3 separate regions of the Mus musculus genome follow, and regions 2 and 3 are each linked to region 1. The links are chromatin loops, found by intact Hi-C in ENCODE. Cell type or tissue: heart. All regions are shown on one strand. Each heading gives the region's core, and the rest is flanking DNA. Links, peaks and the distances in the headings are about the cores only. Region 1 overlaps Ripor2 (RHO family interacting cell polarization regulator 2). Region 2 holds the start of Gmnn (geminin). Region 3 has its middle 15 kb from the start of Gmnn.

Evidence for each region. Hi-C counts contacts between places; a loop is a spot of excess contacts. Peaks named below come from ENCODE experiments on the same cell type or tissue, not always from the same donor. Only the 100,000 strongest peaks of a DNase experiment are listed, where the experiment ranks them.
Region 2: a loop joins it to region 1, with 2.1 times the contacts of the local background. A loop is called at or near these places in 4 of 42 quality-filtered maps.
Region 3: it touches region 1 in a loop (2.1-fold over the local background); 4 of 42 quality-filtered maps call a loop at or near these places.

The regions. Positions count from the first base shown.
Region 1 is chr13:24,710,076-24,716,359 of GRCm38, reverse strand. Ripor2 (RHO family interacting cell polarization regulator 2) reads right to left here. Exons shown (of 23, transcript NM_029679.2): 16 at 6,069-6,237; 17 at 2,603-2,738; 18 at 909-1,070. Among named protein-coding and RNA genes, the nearest start is that of Armh2, 28 kb to the left of the region's middle. In heart, for the core only: no CTCF peak of the experiment used is centred there; DNase peaks (open chromatin) are centred at 2,579, 3,579 and 5,229; H3K4me3 peaks cover 653 bases; H3K27me3 peaks cover 723 bases.
Region 2 is chr13:24,758,689-24,764,972 of GRCm38, reverse strand. It overlaps Gmnn (geminin), which reads left to right and starts at 3,036. Exons shown (of 7, transcript NM_020567.2): 1 at 3,036-3,160; 2 at 4,756-4,813. The coding sequence starts at 4,763. In heart, for the core only: no CTCF peak of the experiment used is centred there; DNase peaks (open chromatin) are centred at 3,012 and 3,242; H3K4me3 peaks cover 2,502 bases; H3K27ac peaks cover 2,236 bases.
Region 3 is chr13:24,773,409-24,779,692 of GRCm38, reverse strand. No RefSeq gene overlaps it. Among named protein-coding and RNA genes, the nearest start is that of Gmnn, 15 kb to the right of the region's middle. In heart, for the core only: a CTCF peak has its summit at 3,315 (motif pointing right); a DNase peak (open chromatin) is centred at 3,392.

The DNA of each region.
Region 1 (6,284 bases), core at 363-5,362:
TTCGAAAGTCACTGTACCGTCTGACATCCTCTCATTGGAGGTACGTTCAGGAAAAAGCCCTCTGTACCCCTGAGTTCGCACATCTATGAATCTAAGCAACTGCAGGCCAAGAACCCAAGGGAAAGCACATCTATACTGAACATGTAAATGCTGCCACTCCCCAGGCAATGTAATGCAGCAACCATTTATTTGGTGTTTGCCTAGCCAAGCCTTGTAAGTGGTCTGGGGTATGGAGGAGGAAGTGTGGAGCTTGTATACAAACCCATGCTTGGTGTAAGCAAAGGATGTAAGAGAGCAAACACAGACTCAGCCATGCATGGCAGGCTCCGGCACTGTTCACCCACAGACACCGAGGGACAACTGTACAAACAATACAGACACGAAGTACTTGTGGACTGACTGGGAAACTTCTCTCATGGGCTCAGATGTTATCTAGTCCTCAGCCAGTGGTCCTGTTTGGGAGGCTGTGGACACATCGGAACTCGGGGGTTAACTGGCTGACACAGGCCATGGGGTGAGCAGTTGGGGTTAACACTTGGCTCACTTCTGTTTTCTGGGTGCTATCTCTGATGTGACCAGCCACATGCTCCCAGCATCTTGCACCAACCTGCTTCAGCTGCCATGCCTTCCCTGACAGGATGGGCAGTACCTCCTGAGATGTGAGCCAAAGTCTACCCCTCCTTTAGAAGCCGTTTCTGTCAGGCAGTTTGCCACAGCCGAGTGGGAGGTGGGGGATGATGGATACAGTACTTTAAAAGACACCACCGCTGCTATTCTCCATGCTCAGCATCTTTTTTGTAGTCAAGCTGGCTATCCCATCTTTCCCCTGGAGAGCGTGTAATTCTCTTTTGAGGCTGGCCTCATCCCCCCTGGGCTGCGGGAGGACAGCCTCTCACAACGGTCTGTACCTGGCTCTGCCAGTCCTGGATAGTCTTTGTTGATGCTTCTGGCGAAGCTGGCCTCCAGCTGCTTGATGAGGCGGGCAGCGGAGCTGTGGTAGACCCCGCTGGGGCTGCAGCATTTGGTCCAGAAGGCCAGCAAGGAGAGCTTTTTGTGAAATTCTGGTATGGCTGGAAGAGAAGAGGGATGTTAATGAAGAGAGGATGATGGCAACCTGGGTCTGGTGGTAAGCTGTCCCAGGGACATTAGAGCCTGTCTTTTGTGTTTTTAAAAACCTTTATTTTGTTTTATTTTTAACAATATTTTCATTCATTCATTCATTATCTAAGACTAGGTCTCATGTAACCCAGTTTATCCTCAAACAAAGGGATAACCTTGAATTCCCAATCTTCTTGTCTATCCCCTCCGCCCCCCCCAGGCAAATTTCCCTTCTTTCCTTTTTCTTTCATCGTGTGTGTGTGTGTGTGTGTGTGTGTGTTACTGGGGATTGATCCTAGGATCTCAGGAATGCACTACCACTGAGTTACATCTCTAACCTTTTTACTAATGATTTTGAAATATGTCTTGCCCAGGGTAACCTTGATCTCACTCTATAGCACAGGCTGACCTTGAAGTGGTCTCAGTGTCCTGAGTAGATGAGATTAGATATGCCCCCACAGGCACTAGGACTGTGCTTTTCTACTGGAACTACTACAGTCTTTGTGGATTGGTAGGCGGTCCAGAGAAAAACCCCTCCTCCCTGGAGCAAAGAGACCTCAGTGACTACTCAGCTGTTTGTTCTCAAAGACAAGGCACAGCTGCTCAGCCTTGGGGAGGCCACACTAAACTCCTGTGACTTTATAGCAAAAACGCCATACAGAATAAGCCCTCGGAGGGGCCGGAACACGGCAGGGTTTGCTGGAAGAGCCTTTCCTCTGCCCCAGGCTCCCAGGTCAGTCCAAGCAGACAGCACGGGCAGGTGGCACATGCTCACAATCACACTTGTGGGTGCCTGTGATCAGGACGAGGCTGTAGTAGAGCACGAGACACAACTCATTTGCAGCCCGAATGTCTGCCATTTCTCCCACCATTTAGTTACCTGCCAAAGTCACTGCTCTTAGCAGGAATAGAAAAGAGAGGCAGAAATGCATCGGGAGAACTTCAGGGTGGGTTCAGGCTCAGTTACAGATTTCCCAGAAGTCTCTGTTTCCATTCATATCTGATGTGAAAAAGGACAAACCCTTGCCTTTATGAAAGAGTCCAGTGGCCAGATCACAAAAAGTCAAGGGTATCTACTCCATGGCATGTTCTGCTGTGAAGCTGAAGAATGGCTCAATTGGTAAAATGCTTGCCTTGAAAGCACAAGGACCCGGGTTTGAACACCGGGACCCACAGTTAAAAAGCTGGTTACATAGTGCTTGTAACCTCAGTGCTAGGGAGGGGTGAGAGAGAAACAAGAGGATCCTGGGCTTGCTGGCTAGCTAGCCTAGTGAGCTTCAGGCTAGTGAGAGATCCTGTTTCAAAAACCAAGGTAGATGGCTACTAAGGAATGAGGTCTGATCTTCGCACACATTGAACCGTCCCCCAAAGTTCTGCACCAGACACAAGCTCGGAGCCAGACTGAGGCTGGAGTATACTCAGCTGCCTCGCCACTGAGTTCCAGTGAGCATGCGTGGTCGGGCGTGCTTCGGTTCCAGGGATGGCCTGCAGGTGGCGGGCTTACCTTCCACCACAGAGGTGATGTTCCCGAGGTTCTCGTCACTCACGGCTGCCAGCTTCTGCATCACAAGGACCTGCCTCGACAGCTTCTCCAAGAGACTTCTTGCCACAAAGGGGGTTTTGCTAGAGAAGACGATTTGCTGACAAGACAAATAAAAGCCCTTTTAATGATGACAAGGGCAGTGACCTTCCCCTCCGGATCCTTCCCGAAGAGGTTGCAGAGGCAGAGCTCTGCTGCACTTTTAGTCCCAGTTTGTCAGTGTTCCTCAGGTCAGAAAAATCACACCTGGTTTTGTTACTTTCAAGCTTTTTACATATTCTGGAGATTTCTCACTGGCAGAGCTTCAATTTATTGTGAATTTTCCATTTTCTTCTCTCTCTTCTCCCCCGCCTCTCTTTTTCTTTCAGACAGGGTCTACCATGTGCTTCAGACTGGCCTGAAACTATGTAGCTCACTCTGCCCTCAAACTCATAATCCCCCTGCCTTAGCTTCCCAAATACGTGCTATAAACTCCACCCTCAGCCCTGCCCTTCGTTCTATGTAAAGTTCCGTCTCCTTGAAGATAGCAGAGGGCATTTAGGCTGTGACCTGGGGGACGAGCAGTATAGGATTTGTTTTTATGAGTGCTTGGGTTTTTCACTGCGTGGTTTAATTTCCCTGTTTCCAAGCTGAAAGTTAAGAGGATATCATCATATGGTCATTCTTGTGGTTAGAGCTATCCCAGTGTAATCCAAGAGTGCTGCCGGTATTCCTGGTGCCGTTCTGAGCCCTATACGAGTGCTAGTTCACACATGTCTCATGGTGACCTGATGAAGTGAGTCCTATTTTGTTGACAGAAAACACTTTGTGACTGAGGCACACCCAGGGTAAGTAACTGGCCCAGTGCCACAGAAACAGAGATTGGCTTCACTTGTGTTGGGGGGGGGTGGGGGGGCAGGAAAAGGAGCTCTGAGACAGGAAAGGACCTAAGCAACTCGTTGCTCCAAGGCTCTGCTCCTTCTGTGACCCTTGGAAACCTGCCCAGGTTACCTGGTAGGCAGGGATGGCAGGCATGACCCCTGGGTGATAATGACACTGCCATGCCACACTGTCTAGATCACTCGAACCCTAAAGATAAATGGAATTCTCAAACTCCAGAGTCTAACAAGTACCCAAGTGTGGTGGTGTATGCCCGTAGTCCCAAAACTCGGCAAGTAGAGGCAGGAAGGTCAGGTCAAGGTCAGCCTCAGCTACACAGCTAAGTTCTAAACCAGCTTGGGCTACAAAATAAAAGTCAAAACAAAATGAAAGTATCAGTTACACACCGATGTCTTTCCTGCCAGCAGGCACAGTGGACACAAACCTTGTTTCTAAAGTAGAAGTACAGTGAGCTCACAGAATGCCGGTTATTTATTTATTTTTTTAACTTCCTGCAATTATATATACCAAGTGGTAGGAAACACTAGGATTGTAGGGTGATAACAAGTGGGAAGTGGGGATTGTAATTCTCACTCCTTCAGCTTATATCTTTTTCTCCATAAGATTACCCATAGTGCCAGGCTTGGTGGCGCACACCTTTAATCCCAGCACTCGGGAGGCAGAGGCAGGTGGATTTCTGAGTTTGAGGCCTGCTTGGTCTACAGAGTGAGTTCCAGGACAGCCAGGGCTACACAGAGAAACCCTGTCTCAAAAAACCAAAAAAAAAAAAAAAAAAGGGAAGATTACCTATAAAATTGTTTTTTCCTAGGACAGATCTGCTCCACAAGAGAGTTGGACTGTCCCTCATGGCCCTGCTAGAGGAGCAGCATCCTGACTGACTGACTTCCCCGCTCCATGGAAGACACCTCTCATAGGTCTTACAAGAAAGCTATTTGCCTCTCAGAGGCTGGCGGTTTGCCTAGCACATTATCAGAGTCAGAGAAGATAATTAGAGACCTAAAAGGGTCTTACTCAGGTGACGGTAAGCAGTGAATAGCTGGAAGGAAACAAAAATCCTTTCTTTCTTGGCTTGATACAGCATCTACTTCTGTAGCCCAGGCTGGCCTCTCAGACGTGTAGTAGCGATCCTCTTATCTCAGCCTTGCCAGTACTGGGACTGTAGGCATGAGCACCACATCTGGGTCCATTCGCTCAGCAGGGAAAACTGCCTGCGAGAGGCTGCTCGAGGATGCTCTGGCTATAGCAGAAATACTCAACAGCTCTGCACATAGACAGGGCTCAGGTCTGGCCAGAGGCAAGGATTTTGACAGCCAGCCCATTTCCCACAGCACCTCCATGCCTCCGTTTTCCCATCAGGTGCTTCCTTCCTTTGAGGCAATGTCTTGCTATGTAGCCCAGGTTTTGTCTTGAACTCTGGATCCTCCTATGTCTATCTGCCCAGTCCTGGGATTATATGTGTGTTCCACTATGCTCAGAAAGCTATTTGTTTGCTAGAGAAAGTCATCTTCTTCTATGTTTTCTATAACTGTGTGCCTAGTGCTGTCCAGCCCCTGGGAAGCCCAGCCCCGGGCCCTCCCTCTGTTCTCTCCCTGCCTCCTGGGTTTTGGCTGGCACAGGGTCACCCTTCCTCTTCTCACCGCAGCCTGTCTCAGGGGCCGATTTCTGTAAAGCTGCGGTTACAACAATTGCTTGTGTGTTCCTTCCTGCTTCACGTACACCCAAGCCATCTGGGAACAGATCACAGCAGGGAGAATACAAGCAGCCAGGCAAGGAGGAAGCCCTTAAGTCCAGGCCTCTGGGAAAGTGCCCCATTCGGGACAGCTGAGAGCCCGTGAAAGGCCTTCCATGCTTTTGCTTCTGGGGCTGTAACACCTCAGGTGGTAAACAGATTTACCCATGGTGTTCCAGTGAGAGCACTGAGTGGTGAGGGGATAGATAACCTGGAGGAATGATCCTTCCCGTTGCTCTTTAAAATTACTACTCCAAGCCGGCCTGCAACCCTGGCTCTTGGGAGGTAGCAGCAGGAGGGTCAAGAGTTCAAGACTAGCCTCAGCTATACAGTGGGTTCGAGAGACAGCTTGGCTTGCATAAGACCCTGTTTTAAACAGAAGAAACTTTCTCATTTACCATTTGGGGAGCCATAATCTGCTTCTGTAGTACATTGCTGTTAGCCCAACATGTGGTGGGCTGTGAACTAGACATTCCATAATATCTATCTAGTTAACACTGTTCTCCAGCTCTGCCTATGGACGGCACCTTCGTCTTCTTCTGTTGAATCCCTCTCCTTTACTGCCTGGTGCTTTGGATGTGAGCACTGGCCATACTCTGCCCGGTAACCACTATAGACTGCAGATCTAGGTTTAACGTGAAGTTGAAAACCCAGGCTTAAGAAAGGGTTAGATGTGTCCATCAAGGTTTTGACTTGGTTCAAATCAAAACAGCCGCATGCTCTTACTTCTGAACTCTCATTTCCTTGGCAAAGCTAAGACACACGCTATGCACACCTTTCTGTCACGTCAGCGCCCCTCCTCCCCCACGTTACACATCCTACCTGGATGAGCTGGGTGCAGTATTGTAGATGTTTGACTATGGTGATGTCCAGGCTCTCATTTCCTGTGGTGAGTGGGAGCGGGCTTCCTGCCACACTGGTGCCTACACCTGTGTCTTCAGTCAGAGCCTCGCTAAGGTGACCCCTGGCTTCCGGGTGAACTGACCTGTAACTGAAAGAGGAAGGCAGGTGAAACACGAGCTCTTTTTTTTCTGTGCA
Region 2 (6,284 bases), core at 1,285-6,284, 48 kb before region 1:
ACATTAATCATGAACCATTTATTAGCTTTTTTACTCTGAAACTAAGAGGCTGTGCACTCGCCCTTATTTCTTAAAACGAACAGTTTTTCCAGCAGGGGCCCTCCCGCCATGTGTCTGATTCCTGGCTGAAACACGTGGCAGCTCTCGGCTTTGTAGATAAAGTTTTTTATACCATCTTTATTATCCAACATAAAACATAGAACATTCATTCATACAGACTGGACACGAACATACATGAATTGAACACGAGAACAGATTGGTGCACCGGACATTAGACAAGACACAAAAGGGAACAGAGTACTCCTGCTATAAGGCCCAGAGAGAAATTTCTCTCTGCTTTTTGGGACATTTTCCTCCCTTATGATGCATTTTTTATTAACTGGGGCAATCCGCCTATTCCTTTTAATAAACCCTTTCTTTTCTCACACCTCATGTAGCTTCAGAGAGCTACGGCCTACCGCCTATTACCCAGCTCCTCACTGCTGAACCTAAGTGAACCAGCGCTCGGGTTTAACGCTGTCTCAGCTTAGCCCATACCTTCTCCGGTATGAATTTCCTTTATCCTTTATTTTATGGAGCTCCGAACCAGCAGCGTCTCTTCCAAAAATCCTTTGCCGTTTCTCAGTCCCGCGTTGGTTCGCCAATTGTTGTGTCCGGCCAGCAGACCACAACCTGGGTTCTAGCCTGGAAAGGCATTTTGGAAACCTGGAAGAGAAGAGGGGCTAGGTGGCGAGAGAAAGGAATGTAGCCAAGACAGTTATTCTGATCAAGGCTCAAATTTTATTGTTGCGACACTAGTTATGAAGGAAGGGGGAGGGGACCCGATTCCCGCCGAATAATCTCGGGTCCAGTAGAAAGGTGCACGTGTGTGGCTCCGCAGGTTCCAGCAGTGGGCGTGGCAGAACGAATGAGCAAGAAGCTCCACCCCTGAGCAAGCAGGTTTCAGGCTGGGGGAGGGGAGACTACAAATATATATATAGTTCTAGAGAGTATATACTTACAGAAAGTTTCATAGGTAGAGTCCCATAGGGTATGCAGTTTCTCCAAGATCTGCATCTCATCTTTAGGTGGAAAGGGTAGCCGCTGTTCCTTATGTCACTTTTCTTTTTCTATTCTTTACATTCACCTCTCTCTCTCTCTCTCTCTCTCTCTCTCTCTCTCTCTCTGTGTGTGTGTGTGTGTGTGTGTAGGTCAGAGGACAACTTTTAAGAGCCAGTGCTCTCTTACCATCGGGTCCTGGGGATGGAATTCACATGGTAAGTCTCTGCAGTAAGCACTCTATCTGCTTAGCCATTTCCTTAGCCTCTCCCTCTCTCCCCCTCCCCTCCCCCCGTTCCCTCATTTTGGAATAGGGTCTCCCTACATAGCTCAGGATGACTTCAAACTCAAGATCCTCCTGCCTCAACTTCCCTAGTGTTTGGATTACAGGTGTGAGCTATCATACCCAGCTTCAAATTGCATTTCTTAGGAAAAGAAAATTCTTTTAAAACTTTGAGTAACAGCCTCAGTGTGGTGTTGGTGCACACCTATAATCCCAGCACTCGGGATGCAGAAGCAAGCAGATCTCTATGAGTTCGAGGCCAGCCTGTTCTACAGAGTGAGTTCTTGGACAGTCCAGGCTACACAGAGAAACCCTGTTTGAGAAGCAAGCAAGCAAACAAAATAATCCACAAAAATTTGAGTAGGAAGAATCTTAACTTTCCCACCAAGAACTTTCTTCCTCATCCAGACCTGAAGTCCAGGTCTCACTAGAGAGCATGAGAGAGCAAAGGAGAAGTCGCCAGTATTCTGAGGGCAGAACACATATGCAGTTCCTCTGGAACTTGCCAGGGGACTTGAGGCTGAGAGGTGATAGTGTGGTAACTGGCTGGACCATAGAATACAGGTTCTCTGTGGAAATGGATAGAATATTTTCCCATTGAGCAGGATTTAGTGCTGGCTAACATGCAACATTTTGTATGTGTACAAATGCTTGGCCTGCATGTATGGGACCTGCTGCCCCCCTTCCCCCCACTGCCATACCTTCCCGACTCTGAGGACTGTACGCTTAAATTGTGAGCCCCGACAAACCCTTCCTTAAGTTGCACTGGTCAGGTATTTGTTACAGCAACAAGTAAGGTGACAAATACATTGACTTTTCTCAGCCTCTAGGCCATCGCGGTTCCCTTGGCCCTAGTTCTGTTTCCTTCTAAATTGTTATTGACTGATAAAGCAGGTTCTGGTGTTAGCAACCCTACTGCATTCTGTCTATGTAACCTGGCTGGCTTTAAACTTATATTTATATAGCCAGCCAGGAAGTCCTTTATAGAGGTTTCCTGTATTGCAGCCCTCCCTCCTTTGTTTAGATTTACTGAGGTATAGTTTAGGTTTTTCAAAGTTGCCTGTGTGATGCATATTCATCTTGGTGTCCATGAAGGGCATCAGATCTCCTGGAACAAGGGCTATGGATGGTTGTAAGCCACCATGTGGGTGCTTGGAACCAAACCCAGGTTTGTCCCGTGCAAGAACAAATGCTCTCAACCAAGGAGCCATCTTGCCAGTTAATTGAGGTCTAGTTCAAATACAGTAAAAGTCATCTGTCTTAAGTATAGAGTTAAAATTCCTCAGCTTCAACTTTTTTTGTTAGCTTGAAGCGGGCCCTTGCTATTTCTAGTGACTGTCACAGTGTGACTTTTGAGTCATCACGTTTCGTCTGTTTATTTGCTTCCTTTAGTGTGTGCGCATCTAGGTATGCATGCTTGCATGTATGTATATTAAAAACTAAACACACAAAATACCTTGGAAAAAATATATGTATATTCTCGTGTTTGCCGCTAGTGAGAGTCTCTTTTGTCCTCGCCGGCAGACACTTGGAGCCGGAAGCGGAGGGTCAGACGGCAAGGTCAGAGGGCACACACTCCTAAGGCAAGAGGAACCTCGGTGACCTCTTCCAGAGACTGCACGCACCTTGGCTGGGTGCGCAGGCGCACGGAAGCCACGGGCGCGGTGGGCGGCGGCGAGAGGCGATTGGCTGAATGCCGAGGCTCCGCCTTTCGGCGCGTCAGCTACCGGGTCGGCGGGTTAGTCTGCAGGTTCGGGTCGTTCTGGCGTCGTTGAATCCGGTGTGGTGCCAGGGCCTTGTGCGGCTCTCACGCTCGCCGGGAACTGAGCATTGCTGTCTGTGAGTCCGAGGGCGCGGGAGACCGAGGGCGGGGCGAGTGCAACTCCGGCCGCGGGATCGCCGGGCTGGCCCGAATGCCCGGCCTGCTTCTCAGCCACGGGGAGCCGGCCTGGGAGGCGACGATTTGAAGGGACCCGAGTCTGGGGACTTGAAAGGGACCCGAGTCTCGGCCCGACTGCAAGGCAAAGCTGGGCGAGCTGAGACGAGGGGCTGCGCCATTGGTGAGGTCGGTTTTGGCGCGCTCTGGTGTTCGCTCTTCCTATTGGCTGGCGCGCGCCGCGTTGGGCGGGGCCGGCGCGCCCGGGGAAGTTTGCTGCCTCGGAGTCCGGGCTGATTGCACGGCTAGGGGTTGAACTGGGTGTAGATCCCTCCCGCCTGCTCACCAACTGCAGCAAACGCTACTCCTGGGACAAGGGCATTGAGTCCTGCGTCTGCTCTCCCAGTGGTGCCGCTGTAGGTGATAGTAGGTTCTCCGACACTGTCTCTGTGCTCACGACTCACTAATGATAGCGGGATCTTGGCCCACTGCCTTCGTTATCCAAGTCTGGGCCTGGTGTCAGTGCTCAGTCTCCTGCACCCAGGAGGTTGAGGCAGGAGGTACAGGAGTTCAAGGTCAGCTTTGCCCACTTAGCCATTTAAAAAGAAAAGAGAAATACATCAAAGCCCCTGCGAATAGGTTTCCGATCGGGTTTTTTGTTTGTTTGTTTGTTTGTTTGTTTGTTTTTCCGAGACAGAGGGTTTCTCTGTGTAGCCCTGGCCTGGAACTCACTCTGTAAACCAGGCTGGCCTTGAACTCATGAATCCGCCTGCCTCTGCCTCCCAAGTGCTAGGATTAAAGGCGTGTGCCACCGCTGCCCAATTTTTGTTTTGTTTTGTTTTGTTTTGTTTTTGGCGATCGGGTTTTATTAACTTGAAATAGAATAGGAAATAACAGAACACCACTCTGGCTGGGCTATAAGTTGTTTATATTTGCATACATGGGTGAGTGCCAGGGCACAATGTAAATTTTTAATTACATGTAAGTAAGAGGTGGGGGGTACAGTTTACCGTTCCCCCTAGCCTCCTTTTAAATTCAGCTTGGTCTTGTGTTTGCTACGTAGCTGACTATAACCTTGAATTCTGGTTCTCTGCCCAGCTGCTGGTATTATGGACTTGTGTCTGGTTATGCAGTACCAGGAACTGAGCTGAGCCTTTGTGCATGCTTGTTATGCACAGTACTCACTGAGCTCGACATCTTGGTTGGAGCCAAAAGATCTTGGGTTTTGTTTTTGTTTTTGAGACAGGCTCTTGGCTGCGTAGCCTAGGCTCCCATAGGCTCCTATCTCCACCGTGTTCCAGGATTGCAGTCATGTGCATGATGCTGTTCTTTAGGGTGAATGGGCCCAAGTGTCTGTTTGGCTTTTCCCAGTGCCCTTTTCTCAGGTCTTTTTGAGATCTCTGTAGTTTGTACAGGACACTGTGCCATTGTTACAGATAGTGGTTCTACCATAAAGTAGTAAGATTTTTGTGGTATAAATAATTTTCTAAAAAAAAAATCTAGATTCCACATTCAGATATAAATACTGAAATCACCTTTTCTTCTTGTGCTTTGCCAGCTGAAAAATGAATCTCAGTATGAAGCAGAAGCAGGAGGGAGCCCAAGAGAATGTGAAGGTATGTAATGGAGCCACTTCAGTGTGCTTGAATTTGTTTTAATTAAGAGGTGAAGTTTTGTTGTGTTGCCCAGGCTGGCCCCAAACCCCGGGGGCTGAGATTTCCTCCAGTGCCAGAGTGAACGGAGTATACGCTTGTATATAGTTTTAGGAAGAGGGTTAAGATTTAAATATGAGTGAAACTTGGAGTCTAGAAGTCTGCTCTTCTGTGCACTGTGTGTTTAGAGAAAAGGATATAGTAGTATACATTCCGTGGGCTATCGTTCAGAAAGCTTACATCTATGAAGTGGAAGTCGTGGAAGTGTTGTGTGTGAACGTGAGCATGACAGCAGGTGGGTTGGCTTCTTTGACCATGATCAACATCAAGCACTTAGTTGTATTTTCTTCTGTTTGGAGACTTGATTAATCTGGCACCTACATTGTATCTGAGATGTCGTGATAATATTTGTTCTCGTGGTGGCTGGCATTGGTCCCTCCGTTGCACAGCGAGATAAGCAACACTAGAGGCTACCGTGGGAAAGGTGGACGCAGCCGTGTGAAGCACAGTAACTTTCTCACGCAGGTGTGGTGTCATGTTCTTGCTAACCTTGCTTGAGTGTTTACCATTGTTTGCTGTCCCATGGTGGCAGTATAACTAATGATTTTCTTTCCCAAATAAAACTTTCAAATCGGGAACACTACAGGGGCTATTTGCATATCATAAAGAAGGCAACTTTTTGTTTTTAAAATAATAGCTTGGGCATTTTAGAAGGCTTTTGTTGTTTGTTTTTGGAAGGGCTTGTTTTGAGGCAAGGTCTTACTAGTAGCCGTGGCTATCCTGAAATTCATAGAAATTCTCCTATCTCTGCCTTCCAAGTGGCAGGATTAAAGGTTTATGCCACCAAGTCTGGCTTGTTTTTGTTATTGGTGTTTATTTTTTGATATAGGTTCTCAGTAAGTGGCCCTGGTTACTGTGCCACTCACTGTGATGTAGACATCTGGCTGGCCTTGAACTCAAGAGAGCTTCTCCTGCCTGCCTCCCAACCTACCCAGTGCTGGGATTACAGGTTTGTGCTACCAGCCTGGACCAGAGTATTTAATTTGCCTAAAGCACTGACATTCTATCAATGTCCTAATGAATGGACTTGTAGCAAAACTGCTTCTACTGTCAGGGGATAGCTGAGGGGCTACCATTATCCACACATGCATTTGTTCCCACTTACAATTCCACCTACAATGTATTGCTAAAAGTTACATTCCTTGTGTCAGGCACGGTGACACACCCGTTAGTCCCAGCAAGAAGGTATAAGCAGGTGGATCTCTGTGAGTTTAAGGCCAGCCTGATCTACATAGTAAGTTCTAGGATAGCCACAGCTACACAGAGAAACCCGGTCTCAGAAAAACCAAAACAACAACAAACCCACCATGAGCAGAAACAAACAGGATGAGAGTTTATTTCAGGTTCTAGCTCTTGAGTCACTGTCTGACCCTTG
Region 3 (6,284 bases), core at 649-5,648, 63 kb before region 1:
TTTTTGGTTTATGCAGATAAGTTGTGACATTTTTCATACCAAGATCTTCTCACAAAGATTATATTAAACATAGGCATAATTTGAGCCAAGAGAGACAACGCTTTGGCTTCTTTTTTTTTAATACATATCATCATTTAATTCATGTATGTGTGTGTGTGTCCATCCATGTGTGTGGTGCCTGAGGAGTCCAGAAGACAGAATTGGATCTCTTGGAGCTGGAGTCACATGTGCCTATGAGCTATGCTTCTGGGTGCTGGGAATCAAACTCCTGTCCTCCAGAAGAGCAGTAAACACTCTCAATTGCTAACGCACCTCTCCAGTCCACCGGGCCTCTTGGATGATAAAATTCAAACCACAGACCTGTGTTTCAGAGCAGGTGCCCTGGACAGAGGCGGAAATGAGAAGATCTGACATTTAAAAGCTCAGCCCCCTAAGCCAACATCAGTTGAAGGGCATCCGGGGAGTCAGGCACATCTCACAGGAAAACCAGGGCCAGCAAGGAAACCACGGGGAACAGAGGAGCCCCAGACTCTTCTCTGCTCATTTTACAGATATGTAAAAGTAACTCATTCGCCTGATGTAATTGTGGTCTTTGTGGCTTACAACCTCTCTCTGGAAACCTAGGTCTATTAGAAGCCTCTTAGCCTCTGTACAATCTAATCTAGGCCTAGAATGTTTTCTGCCTCTGAGATTTGGTGCTGAAGAACTTTGTAGTTCATAGTTTGTTCTGAGCTCTGGCTGGATGACGCAACGCAGCTGTTCTGGCTCAAATGCCTCTCCAATCTGACTGATTCAGTCTGGCTTCTCTGGGCCTTTCATTGAATTGTCCTGCTTGGCCTCAAACTAACTCTAGCAACTTATTCTAATCTTTTGGCTCCCAATTCTCTGGCTCACTCTATGTTTACTTGTGTCTAGCTTGTTCTCTCTTTAACCTGTGTAAAACTCTCCTGGCAAAACTCCCTCCTTCCGTCTCTGCACTGTCCCTCAGGTAGTTTCCCTGTCCTCTGTTCTCCTGAGAGTTGGGTGTATCCTTTCTCTGATTCATCTCTTTGTCTGCCACTCAATTAGACATCACTTTCAAACATGGCTGCTTTCTTCTACACACTAATGTTACCTTCATTGTTTTGAATTAAAGGTGTGTACTAAGAGTGTGTCTGTATTCCAATCAGATGGATTAAAGGTGTCTGGTGTGCTAAGGACTGAGCCACACCACAACCAGAAAGAGATTTTTGCAGTAAATAATACAATCTTAGGGTTCACAGTGTGATCAAATATCCTGCAACACAGGTCTGTTAACTTAGGGCTGTGGCACTACAACAAGAATAATGCCAACACTGGGAGGGTGGGTAAGAAGAGAGGCCAAGGCCAGCCTGGGCTCACAGTGAGACTTCATCTCAAAAACCACACAAAAACGGCTTTGGGCTTGTCATCCCAGCATGCAGAAGACTGCAGCAGGAGGAGTTGGAGGCCAGCCTGAGCTCTTACAATCCTCCTGACTCAGCTTTCTGAGTGTTGGGAGTACAGATGGAGGGTGTGACTGGTTTTCCTATTTTTAAAGATTTATTTTTAATCATGCATATGTGCATGTGTGTATATGCACATGAATTCAGGTCCCCTCAGAGGCTCAGATCCACTTGAACTTCAGCTACATGCGGTTGTGAGCTACCCAGTGTGGGTGCTGGGAATTAAAGCTAGGTTGTCTGCTAGAGTGGTGTATGCTCTTAGTCCCTGAGCCGTCTCCAGACCTATGTTTGTTTGTTTCTCTGCTTTTTGAGACAGGGTCTTTCTATGTGGCTCCGGCTATGCTGGATCTCACTATGTAGAGCAGGCTGACTCTAACTCCCCTGCCTCTACTCCCCAGACACTGAGATCAACGGCATGTGTCACTCATGCCCAACTCCTAATTTTCTCTTCTTTTCTAATAAAGATTTTATTTATTTTATATATGTGAGTACACCGTAGCTGTCTTCAGACACTCCAGAAGAGGGCATTGGATCCCATTACAGACAGGCATTACAGATGGCTGTGAGACACCATGTGTTTGCTGGGAACTGAACTCAGGACCTCTGGAAGAGCAGTCAGTGCTCTTAACCACTGAGCCATCTCTCCAGCTCCCCACCCCCCTTAATTTTCTTTCTTTCTTTCTTTCTTTTCAGGCAGGGTTTCTCTGTGTAGCCCTGGCTGTCCTGGAACTCACTCTGTAGACCAGGCTGGCCTCGAACTCAGAAATCTGCCTGCCTCTGCCTCCCAAGTGCTGGGATTAAAGGCGTGCGCCACCACGCCTAGCTCTCTGAAAGTCTTCTTAAACCTGGAGTCATTCTCTCTGGTCCCCATTTGCATCTTTTAAAACTATGTTGATATTTTGTTCATTTTCATTTTGGAGAGAAAATGGAAATGAAGTCATTGACAAACTTGTGCACGAACACTTAAATCATTCCCACCTGAACTTGGCTGGATGCTCAGGAGAGCGATGAGAGCCCCAGCACTACAGTGGCCGGGCTGGTGGTTTGGGAGTTTGTTTGAGGTCAACTTGGGGACCTATCTCAAAAGAGAGAGCCGGGTGGTGGTGGTGCATGCCTTTAATCCCAGCACTTGGGAGGCAGAGGCAGGCAGATTTCTGAGTTCGAGGCCAGCCTGGTCTACAGAGCGAGTTCCAGGACAGCCAGGGTTACACAGAGAAACCCTGTCTCAAAAAACAAAAGAAAACAAAAAAATGGGGTGGGTGGGATCTGAACCCTGGGAACAGTCACATCTCTGGTAAATGATCTATCTGTTGCCTCTCAGCTACAAAGTCCTAATATGGCATGGTCTTTTAAAAAATATTTATTTATTTTATGTATATGAATGAGTACACTGTTGCTGTCTTCAGACACACCAGAAGAGGGCATGGGATCCCATTACAGATGGCTGTGAGACACCATGTGTTTGCTGGGAACTGAACTCAGGACCTCTGGAAGAGCAGTCAGTGCTCTTAACCACTAAGCCATCTCTCCAGCCCTTGGCCTGGTCTTTTAAAAAATGATCTGGTCAGGACTTACTGCCAAGTCTCTCACTACCTGAGTTTGACTCCTGACACCACCCAGTAGAAGGAAAGTACAGACTCCTATGGGTTGTCCTCTGACCCTCCCCCTCGAACACAGAAGCAAATAAATTTACACACACACACACACACACACACACACACACACACACACACACACACACACACACACACACACACACGAGCGTGCTAATACATTTAAAAAAAGGAAAATGGCTTAGTACTCTTTTTTTTCCTTTGCTGCTAGTGCTGCATTTTACCAGTAGAGGGCGCAGGTGAGACACTACAGGAGCAGATGGCCTTGGCTTCCTGATTCTGCTCAACTTGGGAAATGCACTAGGCTTCACAGTTGAGACAGGTGACAGACATTTGCTTCTCCCTGGGCTTGGGGTAGGTGGTGATGCTTACCTGCAGTGGTGGCACTCAGGGAGCTGAGTAGGAAGATCGTAGGGACACGCAAGCACCAGTGGGCTGGCAATGCAGCTCACGGGCCTGGAGTTCTAGCAACACACCCATCACCAAATCTGTTAAAATCACCATCAGTGGTCATGATGGCTCCTTAAGTTCTTCCTGTACACATTCCTCATGTTCATGTTTGGGGGGCAAAGCAACTTGATCCCCTAATTGACAGCTACTGATGACTCTCTTGCTGTAGCACCAAGACAGTCCCCCCAAACAGCCAGCGCTCTTCTACCAGGACAAGCTGTCTCAAACACTCTACTGAAGTCTGGAGGCCGCAGCATGACAATCTTCACAGCCCATAACAGCCTTGGCACCTCAATCTATTTTGGTTTGTGTTTTTGAGACAGGGTCTTTCTACATAGGCCTGGCTGTCCTACAAGTATGTAGACAAGGCTGGCCTGGAAGTATGTAGACCAGGCTGGCCTGGAACTCACAGGGATCCATCTGACTCTGCCTCCTTCGTGCCGAGATCAAAGGTGTGCATTAACACGCTTGGGTATGTAGGTCATTTTTGGTTTTGTTGTTTTGAGGCAGGCTTTTCCCTGTAGGCTAGGTTTGTTTGTAGTTCACCATGTAGCCAGTGCTGGCCTTAAATCTATAATGATTCTCCTGTCTCTGTCTCTTGAGTTCTGGGATTACAGGCATGAGCTGCCCTGTCTGACTTGTTTCTGAGATCAGGTCTGGCCTGAAACTTTTTAATGTGCACAAGCAGGACTTGAACTTGCAGGGTTCTCCAGCTTCAGATCCTGGCCTAACAGCTTTTAATGCGGGCCAGTGTTGAGGGCTAAGACTCTCCAGACATGAGGCTAACTAGAAGCTATTAATGCCAGCCACCACCAAGAGCTTCCTAGGTCTGCAGTGCCTGTAGGGTTAAGGCTGTGGATACTGAGATCTGTGCAGGAACTCCAGCTTTATAGGACATCGCTTGCTGCGGCCTTAACCTGCTTACTGCAGCAGCTCAACTGCTGCTAAGCATGTAGGGAAACACGCTGCTGGAGCTGGGAACTGAGAACTTCTTGTCCACTCAGGACTTCTGTCCTGCTAGAGCACAAGGATTATAACCTAACATGACTAATATATTGTCTTAGTCAGGGTTTCTATTCCTGCACAAACATGACCAAAAAGCAAGTTGGGGAGGAAAGGGTTTATTCGGCTTACACTTCCATACTGCTGTTCATCACCAAGGAAGTCAGGACTGGAACTCAAGCAGGTCAGGAAGCAGGAGCTGATGCAGAGGCCATGGAGGGATGTTCTTTACTGGCTTGCCTCCCCTGGCTTGCTCAGCCTGCTCTCTTATAGAACCAAGACTACCAGCCCAGAGATGGTCCCACCCACAAGGGGCCTTTCCCCACTTGATCACTAATTGAGAAAATGCCTTACAGTTGTAGCTCATGGAGGCATTTCCTCAACTGAAGCTCCTTTCTCTGTGATAAGTCCAGCTGTGTCAAGTTGACACAAAACTAGCCAGTACAATTGACCCCTTGTCAACTTGACACACAAACACATCACTAGTAAGCCTCAACCCTTAATTTCTTATTCATCCCGAAGATCTAAACAACTTTAGAAGTCCCACAGTCTTTACATATTAAAAGTCAATCCCTTTAAAATGTCCAATATCTTCTAAAATCCAAAGTCTTTTTACAATTAAAAATCTCTTAACTGTGGGCTCCACTAAAATAGTTTCTTCCTTCAAGAGGGAAAGTATCAGAGCACAGTCACAATCAAAAGCAAAAGTCAATCTCTAACCATCCAATGTCTGGGATCCAACTCACAATCTTCTGGGCTCCTCCAAGGGCTTGGGTCACTTCTCCAGCCATGCCCTTTGTAGCACACACGTCGTCCTCTAGGCTCCAGATGCCTGTACTCCACTGCTGCTGCTGCTCTTGGTGGTCATCTCATGGTACTGGCATCTCCAAAACACTGCATGACTCCTTCAGTCCTGGGCTGTCAATTGCAACTGAGGCTGCACCTTCACCAATGCCTTCCATGGCCTCTCACAGTGCCAAGCCTCAGCTGCTCTGCGTGACCCCTTCATGCCTTCAAAACCAATACCACCTGGGTGACTCTTACACATTACCAAGTCCCGCTGCAGCAGGAATACAATCTTGGCTATCTCTGGAACACAGCCTCTTTGTGCTTTCAGAAAACACTTCCCAGAAGATGTCACCTCAACGATGCTGGTCTCTTCTTAATCACCGTTAATTTCTTAGCTCCAGCTAACCAGCATCAATAGTCCCAGTAATGCAAAAGTTTCGCTTTAGTAGTTCTGGTAGCTTGTTAGTCACAGCTCATTCTTCAGCCCCAGCTAATCAGAACCACAGAATCTTCACAATCAAAACAGCAATGGCCATGAAAAGAGTCTTTAATTTTCCCTCTGAAATTTCACAAGCCAGACCTCCATCTTCTGCACTGTTCTCAACATTATCTTCCAAGCTCCTATACAACATCTGACAGAGCTCTTAATGACAAATGGATCTTCTAGCCCAAAGTTCCAAAGTCCTTCCACAGTCCTCCCCAAATCATGGTCAGGTTGTCACAGGAATACCCCACTATACTGGTACCAATTTGTCTTAGTCAGGGTTTCTATTCCTGCACAAACACCCTGACCAAGAAGCAAGTTGGGGAGGAAAGGGTTTATTCGGCTTACACTTCCATATTGCTGTTGATCACCAAAGGAAGTCAGGACTGGAACTCAAGCAGGTCAGGAAGCAGGAGCTGATGCAGAGCCATGGAGAGATGCTCTTTACTGGCTTGCTTCCCTTGGCTTGCATATCCTGCTCTC